Regions from separate parts of the Homo sapiens genome. Here region 1 is linked to region 2. A link is a loop called in an ENCODE intact Hi-C map of the cell type or tissue named here. Cell type or tissue: endothelial cell of umbilical vein. All regions are shown on one strand.

Region 1 (8,000 bases), 78 kb before region 2:
TCAGTTCACCTGCAGATTTTATTTTCTGTCCAAGGCATACATCCAGTAGGGGGGCACTGGGTTCAGGGAAAGATAAGTAGCAGCTCTCACTTGGGCTTGAAGGTCAACACTTCTGTCCTGCCCATTCCTGCTTAGAGAATTTCCTGGCAAATCACAAGGGCCCTGTGAGTGTGAACCATTAATCTTTCTGTGTGTATGATTATGCGAGCTTGTGCAGTCATCTCGGAGGTTATCACCTGCATCGTCTCTCAGGGTTGTTGCCAGATGCAGGAAAGTGACCACACATAAATCACCTTGCATGGATCCAGGATGTGCCTGCCATGCGCTGCATGGGAGCTTCATTCCTGGTCCTTTCCGACAAGACCTTTTATAATATCAGGTGTGACAAACTCCGGAGGCACCAAGCAGGAGGTGCTCCCTCTTCCTGAAAAAGGCTTTCCCGGTCTACCCACATCAGAAAAGACCTCAACTGGCTAATCCAAACCCTCCATGCTGATTTTTAGGGCTATTTTCTCTGGCTTCTTTTCTAGCAAATGGAACACAGCCAGTCTCCTGCACAGACAGTTGCTGATTTTGTGTAGTGTAAGAGACAGTTATTATAAGCATCTGTCAAACTCCACTCCAAACAGAATTCAGGCTGAGTCCATCCATCCAAATGCAGGAAATGAGGCCTCTTCCCATTTCCTGAGCCACTGCACAGGCTGCCCTTGTCACCTTCTGAGACAATTACTGGCCAATGTTCTGAATTGAGTCAATTCCCCATGATGAGCAGAGAAGCAGGAAGGACCGTGGATGCCAGCCCACACGCTGGAGAGATGGGGAAGTGAGATGCCATTTGAACCCCTGCCTGGGGGCCAACACAACACAAGCCCCACCCAGAAAGGAAGTACTCTTGGCCTCCTGAGAGACTCAGCTTAACCCCAGTTGTTTCTCCTTTTCAAGATAAACCTGCTCCGGGAGGCACGTCCACTTCTCAGTTTGGAGCAAATTCAAACCTTGCAGAGAGAGCAGCCATGTGGCCTTTATACTTAAATCCAGATTCTAAGCTGGTTTAATCCCAGCAATCCCAAGAAAAGGCATCTCCCTTTTCCTTTCGCAGCCTTCCTGGTTTGGACGCCCTTTCTGATGCAAAGCCTCAGGCCTTGTTGTGGTAGTGCAGGCCAGACGTAGAGACAATGCCTCCTTGGGAGCCGTTGAACACAGCGCATTGGGGAGGTTTGAAACACTGGCTCACTTAGAGCTCCGTGGGGCTCCACACTCCACTTGGGAAATAAGATGCTCCTCTGCCCTCACAAATATGCGTCCTGTCCCTCATCGTATTTGGTAACTTCCCTTAGTAGTCAGGGCTCTGCAGAGAACCTGGAGAGTAAGTGTCTCTATCTCTCAACATATTTAAGATAGATCGATGATAGATAGAGGACTGACAGATAGATAGATAAGAGATAGATAGGTAATAGATAGATTAGATGATAGGTAGATATGTAGATAGATCTGAGATATATGGATAGATGTAAATGTAGATATAGATATATAGACATATAAATATAAATATAGATAAAGATGTGGGTGCTGGAAAGTGTGAAATCTCTTGACTCTTGCATGATTCTGAAATTATGGGAAAGAGTAAGGAGAAGAATGATCTGAGGAACTCAGTACTATTCCCCAGCTTCGTAGAAAATGGAACAGCCAGGCTGTCCTTGTATGGGTTTAAAATTCCCTGGACACAACAGATTCCCTGGGCCTGCAGCACTTCTCTTACAAGACCTCTGTTTGAACGGGCTCTGCCTCACATAGTCTTCTCTTTTGACTATGAGGCCTTGATGTTACAGGGGTTGGATCTCTACGTGATACCCCAGATGCCTGTGCCACCATCAGCAGTGAGACTAAGCCCCATTGTTACGGCACACGGGTTGGATCTCTACGTGATATCCCAGATGCCTGTGCCACCATCAGCAGTGAGACTAAGCCCCATTGCTACGGCACACGGGTTGGATCTCTACGTGATATCCCAGATGCCTGTGCCACCATCAGCAGTGAGACTATGCCCCATCGTTACGGCACACACAATGCTCTGCACTTCAATAAATGAAACTGTAGGAATTTGATTGGATCTGAGTTTAAATCCCGGCTCTGGTTCTTACTACTTGGGTGACCGTCAGCAAATTCTTCAGCCTTTCTAGAGACTCAGTTTTCTTTGCTCTGTGATGATAGTGGAATTTCTTTAGGCTTGTTGGGAAGAGTTGATATCATATATCATATAAATAATGCCTGATGAAGAGATAACAGATAAGGAGTATTCGGTAAAGCACTATTCTCCCTATGTCACCACTCATAACAAAGTATTTTTAATCTGAAAATACTCAAATCTAAAACTGTTCTTTCCTGCTTTTATTCTCTAGAAAACAGTTAAACTTCAGGAAAATGTGTTGGGCTCTTTGTCCTTGCGATTCAGTTTTGCTCACTACAGTCTGCCGTAAGCAAGTTCTTGTCACTCCTGGGCAGGGCAGTGGAGGAAGGAGCGGCTCTCCATGTTGAAGTGCCCAAATCCTCCACACAGACAGCGACTGCAAGCCCCTCAGAGGGGCACTGCGAGCAGAGCCTCTGGCACTTGCTTCTATTGAGGAAGTTCAGAGACAAGTTTGATGTTTAATTACAGCAAGGATATATTTCTCAGCTAAGCTGATGCGCGACACTGCCTGTTCGTTTCTTTAGTTCTGATACTCATTATATTCATTTCCTTTTTCAGTATCAACCTTCATGTAAATGATTTTATTGTAAAAATGGAAAAAGTTAAGATATAAATAAACTTAACAGATCAAAATATTCCTGATTATATGTACATCAATAGCCAGCCAATCCCTGGGTTACATCCCTTCTAGATGTCATGGCATCTAATATATAAATATATGTATACTATGTTTGTATATATACACACAAGCATGTGCCAGCATGCATAAGCATGCCTGAGCTTCCTGTTTTGTTTTTCCTAGGCCACTGCTTAATGGAATCAGGCAAAATGCTGATTTGGATAGAGACTGTCATAATGCTTTGCAAAAAAAAGATAATGCACTCAGCAAACAGTTTCAACGATATCAGCTATGCTCCTAGAAATGACTTCACATCAGAATAAATATACTTAGAGAAAGGCACACACACGGTCTCAACAATAATTAGGGTTTGATCAGCAGTGGGAGGAAACACTTAAGAAAATGGTGAGATACAGCACACACCACCCCTTTCTGGGGCTCCACTTTTCTCCACTTGGGTGAGATTTCCTACCTGAGACTAGTGCTTCCATTGCACTGGGGGAGGAGAAGAGACAAAAGGGGTTAGCTTCAATTCCATAAAAAACCATGGAAAGAATCAAGAAAAAAGCTGAGGGCATGAAATCTGTGCACTCTAGCTTTGATTTTATGGTGGTGACATAGCTGAAAATAATTGATTTACATTAAAACAAGAAAATTCCTACTCAATTGCTAAAGAAAAAAAGTTAATAGGCCGGGCGCCGTGGCTCACGCCTTTAATCCCAGCACTTTGGGAGGCCGAGACCGGCGGATCACGAGGTCAGGAGATCGAGACCATCCTGGCTAACACAGTGAAACCCCGTCTCTACTAAAAATACAAAAAAAAAAAAAAAATTAGCCGGGCATGGTGGCGGGCGCCTGTAATCCCAGCTACTCGGGAGGCTGAGGCAGGAGAATGGCGTGAACCCGGGAGGCGGAGCTTGCAGTGAGCCGAGATCGCGCCACCGCACTCCAGCCTGGGCGACAGAGCCAGACTCCGTCTCAAAAAAAAAAAAAAAGTTAATAATATTTATTTTTAAAGATCCACTCTTGTTTTAATCTTGTTTTCTCTTTTCTCCAACCTGAGTAAACTCAGTTTTTCTCTCTAGACTTAGATCTTTCTTCACTGAGGTGCTACGTAGCTAGCCCTGCTTGTCGCTGTCCAGTGCTGAAAACGGCTCTCTTCCTGACCCTGGTATGTAATTAAGCAAGAGTTAAATGATTAGCCTTGAAAAATCAGCAAATGAGTCTTGGCTCTTGGAAGCAGTGTTTTTTTCTGCTTCAAAGAGCCTGTTCTCTTTATAACCTATAAATAATCAAGGCAAAAATCATAAAAGTTTAGGCCATCAGCATCACTTAAAATCTTCATAATCAAGGCTGTTAATGAATCACTACACCTGCATTAAAGACAAGAGTACACAAGCTGGTTTCTTACTTAAATACTGCTTCTTATTAGCTCAAGCACATTGAAAATGCATGCAGAGTATCTGCCTTTCTTTTACTTCCTGTAAAGTAAGACATATAAATGGCGTCATTTACCATCCGTCAGAATACTGGAAACCATATCTACAAAATATCTGCTCTGTCACACTTTAAAGGCCTTATAGCTTCAGGAATCTCCTATTCAAATATAAATACTTCTAGAAAAAGAAAAAAATTAAGCTTTAGCAGGCATATACATATTTTCACATGCACACACAACCTGAGGAGGGTTGGTGGCACCCAGCTGAGCTTTAAAGTATTCTTCAGTTAAGTGCTCAGGTGAAAGACCTAAGCAGGGTGCCAGAATAATTAAGGTGAAGGAAGAGTCTAGGAAAATATGATTGATGAGTTCTACAGGCAAATATCCAATTCATTTTTCTTATTTGGAACTTGAAAGTCTATTTGTCTTTCACTCATTCATCCAGCCCAAGTGCAAATCTATGCCTAACCTTGAGATCTGCCCAGGAAAGAATTTTTTGCTACATTTAGCAATGCTATGGGTATGACAGTATCCCAGGAAGGAGGAGGAGGTATTGGTGATGGAGAAGAAGGTAGAGAAAGGTCTCCTCTATATCAGCCTCAGCCACGACCTTGTGCACATTTCTTAGCTAATTATCCTGTCAACTCTATTGGGCTCTCTGAAATGGACTCTTTCCCATTTTAACACCATATCTGAGAAATTTAGTTGCAAGTCCAATTTGCAAATTATGTAATCGGCTCTAGAATTTCAACATACATACAGCTGTAAATTAGGAGGTAGTATTTTCTCAAAATGCATAACCTAGGGATAGGCAGCTGATGGTGTTATTTTAGAGCTAGCTGGTGTGAGTGATGGAGTGATGGTCTTTCTTTGTTCTGTTGGCCTTTGTTTTATGCTTATGACTTTGCCATGAACAACATGGCACGTCCAACTCAAAATTATATCTGTAATCAAAGCAGAAAAATAAAAAAATTTCATTAGTTTCAACTGTTTCTTCTATTTGGAAAGAAAATAAATGTTCTAGACTTCCCCCACAGTAATCACATATAATTAATTAGTCTGAAAAATGACATATCACTACCCCTACTGTCAAAAAGGCTTAGGAAAATAGTATTGAGTTTTCCAGGCCCTATAGTAAAGTAAATAAAAAAAGTGTTTGCGATCGCCTAATTAGTGAGCTAAGTACATTGACTGCCATGGTGATAGAATAGGAATAAAACCTGGTTCATTAAATACAAATTTTATTCTCCCCTACCTCCTTCTCCACCACACACACATACATACTTTCCACTGTAAGATTTCTGGCTTGTTTTCTGAATCCATATCTGCTTTTCTATAAAATATGTATGTTTTCAAAGAAAGGCCATTTTCCATTCCAAGTTGCTTCTATTTTAAAAACAAGCTAAGTCACCTATTCAGGCAAAGCAATGCAAAATAGAAACTCACCACGTCAGGATTTAGGATCCCTTGTTTTTTATCCTGATTTGGTAAGAAATGGAAGATTTTTGCCTTCTCTATACTTCAGATTTAACTGTAAATATAAAGAAGCATTACCTTCTACCTCCTGACACAAGATGCATTTTGTTTGATATATTTATAAATGGATTTAAAACACTGTGTATAAGCTCTATAGACTGGAGTGATACCAATAATATCACTGTCCACTCCTACATACAACATCTGCACATAGCTCCATGACAAAAATCACTTCAACGTGCATAACCTTATTAGAGCCTTTCTTCATCCATTTATATGTTTAGTCTGAGTAGGAAAACATCTTACATTTTCACATCAGGCAACAACACCTCTCACAAAACACGTATTTTTCACACTTTCAATTGAAATCCAAATAGCTTTAAACATCTTGTTTTGTACAGCCCATCACTCATGCAACAGTCTCATTAAGTGTCTCTTAAAGTAATAACTGGCATGATGCTCCCTTCTCTCTTCCATCATCTGCCTCCCTCCAATGGACCCAAAGAGTGGAACAGGTCTGTCACCTGAGTGGAAAAGCTCCAGTGCCTTGAAGATATTGGGGTGCATTTCTGGGAGAAGTGGGCCGGGCTGAGGGATGTTTTCATGAGAATGTCAATGAACAGTTCAAAATAACTGATTCTGAGCAAGACTCATTGTTTGACTCATTGTTTTCTCTGGCTGTGGATGAAGAGAATTTCAATATAGCAATCAGGGCCTCCAGAAAAAATCTGCTGATTAAAAAGCCCAGCTGGACCTCAGCCCTCAGACCAAGGCCTAGAAAACTTTCTGGGGTGAGGAGATCCACAATGAAGGTTAGAGAATAGGTTTTGAACATCTCCGAAAAACTGAGTTTCTTCAGGTTTAGGGGTGGGTCAGAAAGGATGATGGTGCCGAGGACAGAGATGAGAGGCAAAGTATTCATTTGCCCACATAACCATGCCCAGGCTGCTACCTTCTTTGGTTAGAGTGCAGTGTTGGTAAAAATTGGAGACTCTGCATGCTCTGACCTCCCCCTCCTGCTGAAGTGAGGGGCCTTCTGTGTATTCTGCCATTTAGAAATGCTACTTACAAACTTTGATTAAAATGCATGAATGGGGCTGGGCACAGTAGCTCATACTTGTAATTCCAGAACTCTGAGAAGCCAAGGCAGGAGGGTTGCTTGAGGCCAGGTGTTTGACACTAGTGTGGAAAACATAGCAAAATCTCATATCTACAAAAATGTTTTAAAATTATCTGGGCATGGTGGCACACACCTATAGCCCCAGCTACTCAGGAGCCTGAGAGGGGAGGATTGCTAGAGCCCAGGAGTTCAAGGCTCCAGAGAGCTATGATTGTGCCAGGGCATTCCAGCCCAGATAACAGAGAGAGATTTCAATAAAATAACATAAAATAAAATGCATGAATGTATAAACAAATCTGGTTTATTCATATAATGGAATATTATTCAGCCACAAAAAGTAATGAAGTATTTGATACATGCTACAACTTTTCACTTAGCGTAATTTTCATCATGTGTTCATTATTTGAGCCTAATGTGCAGAAAATTAGACCAAAAAAATCAAGTACTGTATTATTTCATTTATCTAAAATATCTAGAACAGTTAAATCTGTACAGAGAACTAATTAGTGGTTGCTGATGTCTGGGAAGGAAGGAAAAATGGAAAGTGAGTATTTAAGGGTAAAGGACTTCTCTTTTAAAAAGACCATGAAAATATTTTGGAACTAGACAAAGGTATGATGGCACAACCTTGCAAATGTGCTAAACATCATTGAATTTAACACTTTAAAATTGTTCTTTATGTAGTATGAATTTTACCTCAGTAAACAAACAACCAATAAAAGCATTAGTGTAATTTACCTCAACGAGGAAACATTGCAGGGCTCTAATCGAATATATAGTTAACCTGACATAGTGGGCAACTTCTACTATGAATTCACTGTGTTTTCCACTGTCTTCTCTGGATCTGGCCTGACGATATGTTCTAGGAGACTTTCTACTTCAAGGCTATGAGACAGGCAGTGGGAGAATAGCATAATGTATTAGGCTGGAGCAAAAGTAATTGTAGCTTTGCCACTACTTTCAATGTGTCAATCTTTAGGCCTGTGTTTGATCTCGGTGTGGCATAAGGCCTAAAACTAAAGCCCTACATGATGTGCTGCCTTGACATTTGGTGAAACCATGGCAGCTTTGAAGATTCTAATGCAGTTCCCGCCCCACTCTGACTCTGTCAATAGGGCCTCCTAGTCAAACAGGCCTCCTTATACAGGGACTAGGCACA
Region 2 (8,000 bases):
ATACTTTGAAAGTGAAATGGTCAAGGCTGAGAGATGTGTTTAAACTGAGTGATAAGACAACGGGTGGTGTGAATGGCAAGTCCCACATTTATGGACTCAAGCAACTGGTTGGGTAGTGGTGCCATTTACTAAGATAACCAAGACTTCAGTGAGAACAGGCTGGTGAGAGAAGGAGGAATTTGGGACACCTTCTCTGGGGGTGCCTGTGAGCTCTTTGAGAGGGTCTACAGGGTGGGCCATCTGAAGAGGGTGGGTCTGGTCTGGAGGTGAGGCTCTGGGCAGTGTTGGCAGGTGGATGATCCAGATGCCACAGCGGGAATGACATCACCCAGGGAAAGTCATGGTGTGGGATGTGGATTCAGGAATGACATCACCCAGGGAAAGGCATGGTGTGGGGTGTGGATTCAGGAATGACATCACCCAGGGAAAGGCATGGTGTGGGGTGTGGATTCAGGAATGACATCACCCAGGGAAAGGCATGGTGTGGGGTGTGGATTCAGGAATGACATCACCCAGGGAAAGGCGTGGTGTGGGGTGTGGATTATGTGCTGTCCTCCTAGAATGTCCTGAAGAGGCCAAGCTTTTCCTTAGAGAGCCTGGTGTCCCCTTTGACTTCCCAACATAATTGTGTGTTATTTAAACACTGCCTCCATCTCCACTCTGGTGGTGACTCTACCCTGCCTCAAACCTCTGAACTGTAGCAGGTCAGGTGGCAGGTCAAGGAAAGGACCTGCCATTTCATTGAGGTAAAATTGACATTTACAACTCTACGTATTTAAAGTGTGAAGCATGATGTTTTATATAGACATACATTGTGAAATGATTACCACAATCAAGCAAATTAACATATCCTTCACCTCACAGGTACTTGTGTGTGTGTGTGTGTGTGTAGTGAAAATACTTGAGATCGACTCTTTCCAAGTTCCACGTGTCAAACACATTATTAACTGGAGTCCCCATGCTGTACACTAGGTCTCCAGAACTGACTCATCTTATACCTGCAAGTTTGTGTCCTTTGACCTTTGACCATCATCTCCCTGTTTCTCCTACCCCCAGCTCTTTGTGGCTTTCATTCTACTCTATTTCAATGATTCCAACTTTTCTAGATTCTACATATAAGTGAGATCATGTAGTATGTGATTTTCTGTGCTTGCTTTATTTCATTTAACATAATGTCTTCTAGGTTTATCTATGTCATTGCAAATGGCAAGATTTTCTTCTTGTTAAGGCTGAAAGATATTTTAGTACGTGTGCCTGTGTGTGTGTGTGTGTGTGTATCACATATTCTTAATCCATTCATCTGCCAACCTATGGAATAAAAGACATCATTTTCAAACCATATATCTGAAAGGGGGTTAATATTTTAAATAAATAAGAAACTCATACAGCTCAGTAGCAAAATAATAAGAGTAATAACCTGATTAAAAATGGGCAAAGGACCTGAATAGACATTTTTCCAAAGAAGACATACAAATGGGCAACAGGTATATGAAAAAGTCCTCAACTAATCATCAGGGAAATGCAAATTAAAGCCGCAAACAGTTATCACCTCGCACCTGTTAGGATGGCAATTATGAAAAAGTCAAAAAAGGTAACCTGTGCTGGTGAGGATGTGAAGAGTGAACCCTTATTCACTGAGGGTGGGAATGTAAATTAGTAGAGCCAGGATGAAAACAGCCTGAAGGTTCCTCAGAAAATGACAACCAGAGCTTCGATATGATCCAGCAGGTCCCACTTCTGGGGACAAACCCACAGGAAAGGAGGTCAGTGGGTAGAAGAGCTGCCTGCCCTCCCATGTCCACTGCAGCACTGCTCACCGTAGCCAAGACAGGGAAACAACCCAAGTGTCCCTCAGCAGAGGCCATTTGTTTTTAAAGCTAACAGGCCACACCTGGCCATAGCATTGTTTTACTTTAAAAAAAAAAAAACCACGTTCTAGGGGGGTGAAATCTGGGTGTACTCCCATCTCACATTAGCATATAGTACTCCACTGCAGAGCATGTGAACGCGGCAGCTCAGGGCAACCCACAATTATTCTATGAAAATGGCTGGCTGAATAACTATACATTTAAGCAAGTCTCAACCCCACTGTGTCTCAACCCCTACTGCCTGTGCTATCGTTAGGAGGAACTGTCCCAAGTCACTCTACCCCGTTTTGCCCAGAACCCTTCTGGTGACAGGCAGCCTCAGTGCCTTCTTCCTCCTTGCTTTCTTCCCTTATAGAGTTCAAATCTCACGTCTGTAGGTTTGTTCAGAACTAACCAGCAAAACTGCACCCAGCTGTGTTCCTAACATCTTCCACGTGCAGCTCTGCGTATCACAAGGAAAGAGATTCCTGAATGTACAACCGAGCCACACCAAGTACAAATCTGCGCACCCTAAAATCTGCCCACTCCCTGTAGTAGCTGCTCCTGCAGCTCTCGCTGTGGGCTCGCATGGCCCCTTCAGCTGTCTAAACAGAAACATTGGCATCCCCAGCTCCACTCCTTTAGCTCCTGCGCAGTGAGAAAGAAAGAGCGAGTCAAACATGAAATCCACTAATATATTAATTCAGCTCAGCAAGCAAAACCCATGAGCACCCAGCTCAGCAGAGCCTGCCAGGCATGACTAATCAGACCCTGGCTGAAGCAACGCTCTCTTCCTCGGTCCTCTCTGGAAGTGTGCTGGTTATGCAGCTTCTTCCTCTGAGCTCAGGAGACTCTGAAAAATGCAGTTTAAAAGGATGTAAATTAGGAAAATGTAAATACCCCTGGCTCCCTCACACAGGACTAGGTTTTGTGGTGGGGGAAGTTGCTTTACCTCATCGAGTCTTGGTTTTCTCATCAGTGATGACTTGCAGAGTTTTGTATGAAGTCCCAGGGCCCTGGCCCCACTACAAGGAGCTTGAATTTAGCAGGTCTGCAGTGGGCCTGGGCAGCTGTATGTTTAAAAGTTGCACAGTGACTGCGATGCTACCCAGCTGAATGGCATCAGCTTAGCTCATGGCTTCTCAGAAGCGATGTGCAGACTCCGATTCAATATCTTCAATGTAGGCTCTGAGGTTCTACATTTCTAACAGCTCCTGGAAGGGCCAGTGCTGCTGGCATGTGGACAACTCTTTGAGTACACAGGTTCCAGGTCTGTGGCTCCCGGTCTCGGCTGCACTTCAGATTGGGCCAGCCCCTCCTGACTGGATAAGATCTTATGGGACTGTTGGTGAGGAATCCCTACCCTAGCCAAGCTGTAGGAGTGTGACTTAAGCTGGCTGATTATCTGGATCCTCTGTGAAAGTTGATCCTAGTGCTCAGTGACTCAAAGACTGTGGAAAGTCAGAGCTCATGAATCCAGATTACAATGACATGCGAGACTGTTCCTGGTGCCCGAGATTCAGTTCCCAGAGCTACTATGGCTTATTAGGTACAGGTACAATTTTCCTTTTGTAAGATGCTCCATATTATTCCAAATATGGCCTTTTTTATTTGTAGAAAAAATATCTTTTTGTCACTGACAATTAAAGAAACATAACTGATATTTCTGTAAGATGTAACATCCCATAATTCTGCTCTCCCTGCATCAACCTGCATGTTCGTGTTATCTTCCTTATGGGGAAGAGGGGATAGCCACCACCTGCCTGGCCCCACACCTCCACCCTCACCTGAAACCCCAGGCCTGGAGAACACACTTGTCACCTCCCCTGCCTTGTGTTTGAGTTTCTCCCTCCGTAAAGAAGCGCTCTAAGGCTGGATGTTGATAAAATGACTCCACTGATGGAGGAAAACTCCTGCCCAGCTGACTCTCACTTCTGGGAAGGACTGGTCATGGTCAAATTGTGAAGGAGCCAAGGCTTAAAGAAGGCATTTCTTTATTCTTTTCTTTCAGTTATTTGTTCAGTTTTCATCTCCAGCCTCCTGGAGCATTTGCCTGATAGGAACCTATTGATGAAACGTGTCCCAAAACCCTTCACCAAAGAACAATTTATCCGTCTAGATCTTCAGTCCCGTCTGCTTTCTAATATGACCAATAGACAATGAAGTGTGTAGTCAGTATTGGCTATTGACACCAACAGCCAATAACAGCTTAATTACTCACTGTTCTGAGGCTGCGTGCTCTGATCCAGAGAAGGATTCCAGCAGTGGGTTTTAGGCACGTTTCCCAGTATCAGTCAGTATCTGGGAGAAACTTAGGACTCTTATTTCTCTCCCCCTTGCTTCCACGTGTCCCATATAGACACTTTATTACTAATCGAGGGTGAGTTGGGTGGCAAGTAATAACACTGCACATCCCACATGCTTTTCTTACAATGTAAGCTTAACGTACCAGCCGTGGAATGATGATGTCTGTCCCCTCTCATTCAGTCTGGCTGGATCTTTGCGACTGCCCTGATTAATGGAGTACAATGAGAAGGACATGATTTTACTCCCAAGGCTAGCATGCGAAAGGTGATATGGCTTCAGCCTGGTTCTCTTGGGATGTTCACTCTTAGAAGAAATTTGAAGAACCCCAAACAGCCACATGGAGAAGCCACAAACAGATATTCTGGCTGGCAGCCCAGCAGAGGTCCCAGCCAGCAGCCAGCATCAACTGCCATGTGAAGAAGTGTGCCTGCAGGGGGGTTCAGACCCCAGCTGCCAAGCTGCCTCCAGCCTCCCGGTCTTCCAAGCTGAGGATGCAGACAGTGTGGAGCAGAGATAAACCACCCTACAATGCTGTTCTCAGATCCCTGGATTGCAGAACCCAAGAGCACTACAAAACAGTTGCTATTTTACATTGCCAAGTTTGGGATTGCTTGTGGCATCAAGGACAGGAAATTCCAAGCTCTTGGTCAATGCTTAGTCATAGTGTCCTGGGTTTGTTTTCAGAGAAAACACATGACAGAGTGGCCCCTTTTCTCTCTTACCTCTCCAGTGACTGCAGCGGGAAGTGCCAAGGGCCAGACAGGCTTTCTCTCGGAAAGTTCTCTCTTCCTAATACAGCAACCAGGCTTGGCTGGTTTTGTGCTGAGCACTGCAGACAAACAGGGTCCCTTGTGCTGTGACTCCATTTCCTCCTGCTATTGTAGGAATTCTCTGGCCTGGTTGATGGAGTCAAGCTTAAGGTCTGGTTGTGAGTGCATAAAAAGGAATATACTGCCCAGCACTTGGTTCTAAGCTCTGAGCTGCCTTATGCATATTCTCATAAATTCTCATGAAGAATTACCTATTGAGTCCAACATAGTTTAATGGAATTCTGTTTGGAGGCTTGGAACCAAAGTCCCAATTAATAATAAAGCGTTACTTTGCTTTCCTTTGCCAGTTTAGCCTATGCATGTATTTTCCTTAGAGAGCCCATGGAGGAGAGAGAGGTGGCTAAAACAAGAAGAGATCTGTGGATGACTGCATCTCCCAGCCAAAAGACCACTCAGATAGCTTCCATGAGGATGACTGCATCTCCTGGCCAAAGACAACTCTGATAGCTTCGATGAGGATGACTGCATCTCTTGGCCAAAGACCACTCTGATAGCTTCCATGAGGATGACTGCATCTCCTGGACAAAGACCACTCTGATAGCTTCCATGAGAGCTCCCTGGGGCATCCATGGAGAAGATATTTTTGAGGGAGAAATCCCCAATGCATCTTGAATCTTGCAGCCCACACAGGGATTTCCTACAAGCAAACCCAGCCTTGAGCTATAAAGACCTGATCACTTTCCTGGGTGAAGACAGCAGACTGACTCAGTTATTCTGTGGATAGGTGACTTGATCAATGAGTTGGCGAGAAATCTAAGATGTGTCTTTCAGGCGCATATCTCAGATTTGTAAAATTATTATTTATTTATTTAATTTTTTTTTTTGGGATAGAGACTCACTCTGTCACCCAGGCTGGAGTGCAGTGGCACGATCTCAGCTCAATACAACCTCCACCTCCCAGGTTCAAATGATTCTCCTGCCTCAGCCTCCTGAGTAGCTAGGATTACAGGTGCCTGCCACCATGCCCAGCTAATCTTTGTATTTTTAGTAGAGACGGGGTTTCACCATATTGGCTGGGCTGGTCTCCAACTCCTGACCTCGGGTGATCCTCCCGCCTCAGCCTCCCAAAGTGCTGGGATTACAGGCTTGAACCACCGTGCCTGGCCTCAGATTTGTAAGATAATTTACACAAGACTCGGTGTCTCTGCATCTCACACTGGTTGTATATTGCATTAAACGGGTGATAATTCTCCCCTAATCAAACTGTGCCCATATGCTGGCAAGGACATTCATGTTATGAAGACAAGAGGTAGCTGAAAAATAAAGAGACAATAGCCACGAGACAGACCCAGAGGTCAGGCAGGGCAGGCTTGCCGTGAGGACACGGCTCATCCCACGGGGCCTGGGAACTGGCGGTCACAGCAGTGCAAGGTCCTGTTCTCTCCTCCGCAGGGACAGACAGGCCACCAGCCTGACAGAGACGGCACTGGGGGCAGCTGCCAGGAACAAGCAGGGATTACACTAGGATTTCTCAAAACCCGTCTCACAGAATACACGTTTTATTAAAAACTACTACATGAAGATTCTGTGTTCAAGTGAGTTTTGGAATGAGGAAGATCTGCAGCCAGTTTCACATGTAGATTTCTCCAAAGGATTTGGCCACAGACATTTAATTCTGGGAAACTTAAAGGCATGCTGATCATCTCAAGGTATTAAAAATAAATTTTTCTGAATGGTGGGATTATAGTTAATTTGCATTTTTCCTTTTGTTTATCTGTGAATCACATATTTTGCATAATGACTATATATTGCTTTTGTGGTGGAGAAAATATTTTAATGCAATGAAAACTCTGGTCTACCTGAGGTCAGGCAGATCTGCAGAACAGTGGACAGAGTGGGAAGGTGGGAATAGAGCGGCTCCTCCCTGCGGAGGAGGAGGGAAACCCAGGCTGGACCCAGGCAGGGTCTGAACCTCCAGTGAAGACATGAGGGACTGGGGTGGGTACAGCACAGTGCAGGGCCTGCTTGCTTTCCTCTCCTCACACCCTGCTTGTATATTCCATTTTCTTTCAGGACAATGAGCTCCAAGCAAGGATGGTGCAGGAAGAGCTCAGGACGGATCTTGCCACCTCCATCTTAGCCAGAGGGTTTTCCTGAGCTCAGGAGCCAAGCTTCTCAGACCCATTCTTGCACACTGCAAATTTCTAATCCATTGCTAAGGGCCACTAATCCCAAACTGAATTTAGAGAAACAAACAGGAATAGATGCTTTTTAAAATACTTACCAACATTCATATTTCTTCTCTGATTTTGAAAAACATAATTAATAATAAAACACTTGGGATCATGCAGCAAAGATACTTTATGGGAATATTTATTATGCAAATAACTAAATTAATTGCATACATTTGCATCCTATTAAGCATTGAAAAGTAAAGCAGCTTTAATAGAATTAAATCTACTTTTACCAAAATGATCTCATCTGGCAGGAAGAGTTAGGGCAAGATTGGTTTGGATTGAGATTTTCCATCCTGCTTAGGAATTCTAAAGTTCTATAGAATGAAAGTTTTTCTTGATAATAATTTTTAAATCATAAAAATGAAAGAAATGTTATTAGAAGTCCTACGATTTCACCACCAACTTCAATGCCCTAATGTGGCTATCCATACTGCTTTTCCAATATCTTCCAAACGTCGATTATGGATTTATATAAGTTTTTTCTACTAAATTATGTCTTACAGACATTATTGAAACAGTATACTTGCTAAACATCTGTGAATTTTGTGTAAGAGTAAGGTCCCAAGATTTTCTAAAGTTTGAAAGACAGTCATGCTCTGGAGTCACCCTCTGGGCTCGATGCGATGGTGCCCAACGAATACCTCCAGCCTGCTGGGGCTGGAGCTCCTGTCTCAGTCTAACCCTGCCCAGTAAGGAGCTGACTCAGCCCACACTGCTCAGGAGGCCCTGGGGCCCTCTGGGCTTGCAGGTATTCCTGCCCTCAGCTGGGGCCAGCCCAGGCTTCGGTGATGCGGTTTCCTCTTCAGAGGGCACTCTCGGGCCTCTCTCAGGACGTCTCC

What was found. A loop is a pair of places that touch in the nucleus more often than their neighbours do. Peaks named below come from ENCODE experiments on the same cell type or tissue, not always from the same donor. Only the 100,000 strongest peaks of a DNase experiment are listed, where the experiment ranks them.
Region 1: it touches region 2 in a loop (4-fold over the local background); 2 of 110 quality-filtered maps call a loop at or near these places.

Annotation. Positions count from the first base shown.
Region 1 is chr11:135,023,624-135,031,623 of GRCh38, reverse strand. No RefSeq gene overlaps it. Among named protein-coding and RNA genes, the nearest start is that of LINC02717, 20 kb to the right of the region's middle. In endothelial cell of umbilical vein, no CTCF peak of the experiment used is centred here; no DNase peak of the experiment used is centred here.
Region 2 is chr11:134,946,097-134,954,096 of GRCh38, reverse strand. It overlaps LINC02697 (long intergenic non-protein coding RNA 2697), which reads right to left and starts at 3,108. Exons shown (of 2, transcript NR_187396.1): 1 at 2,800-3,108. RefSeq lists enhancers at 4,038-5,237, 5,790-6,290, 6,291-6,791. In endothelial cell of umbilical vein, no CTCF peak of the experiment used is centred here; a DNase peak (open chromatin) is centred at 4,876; H3K27ac peaks cover 2,112 bases.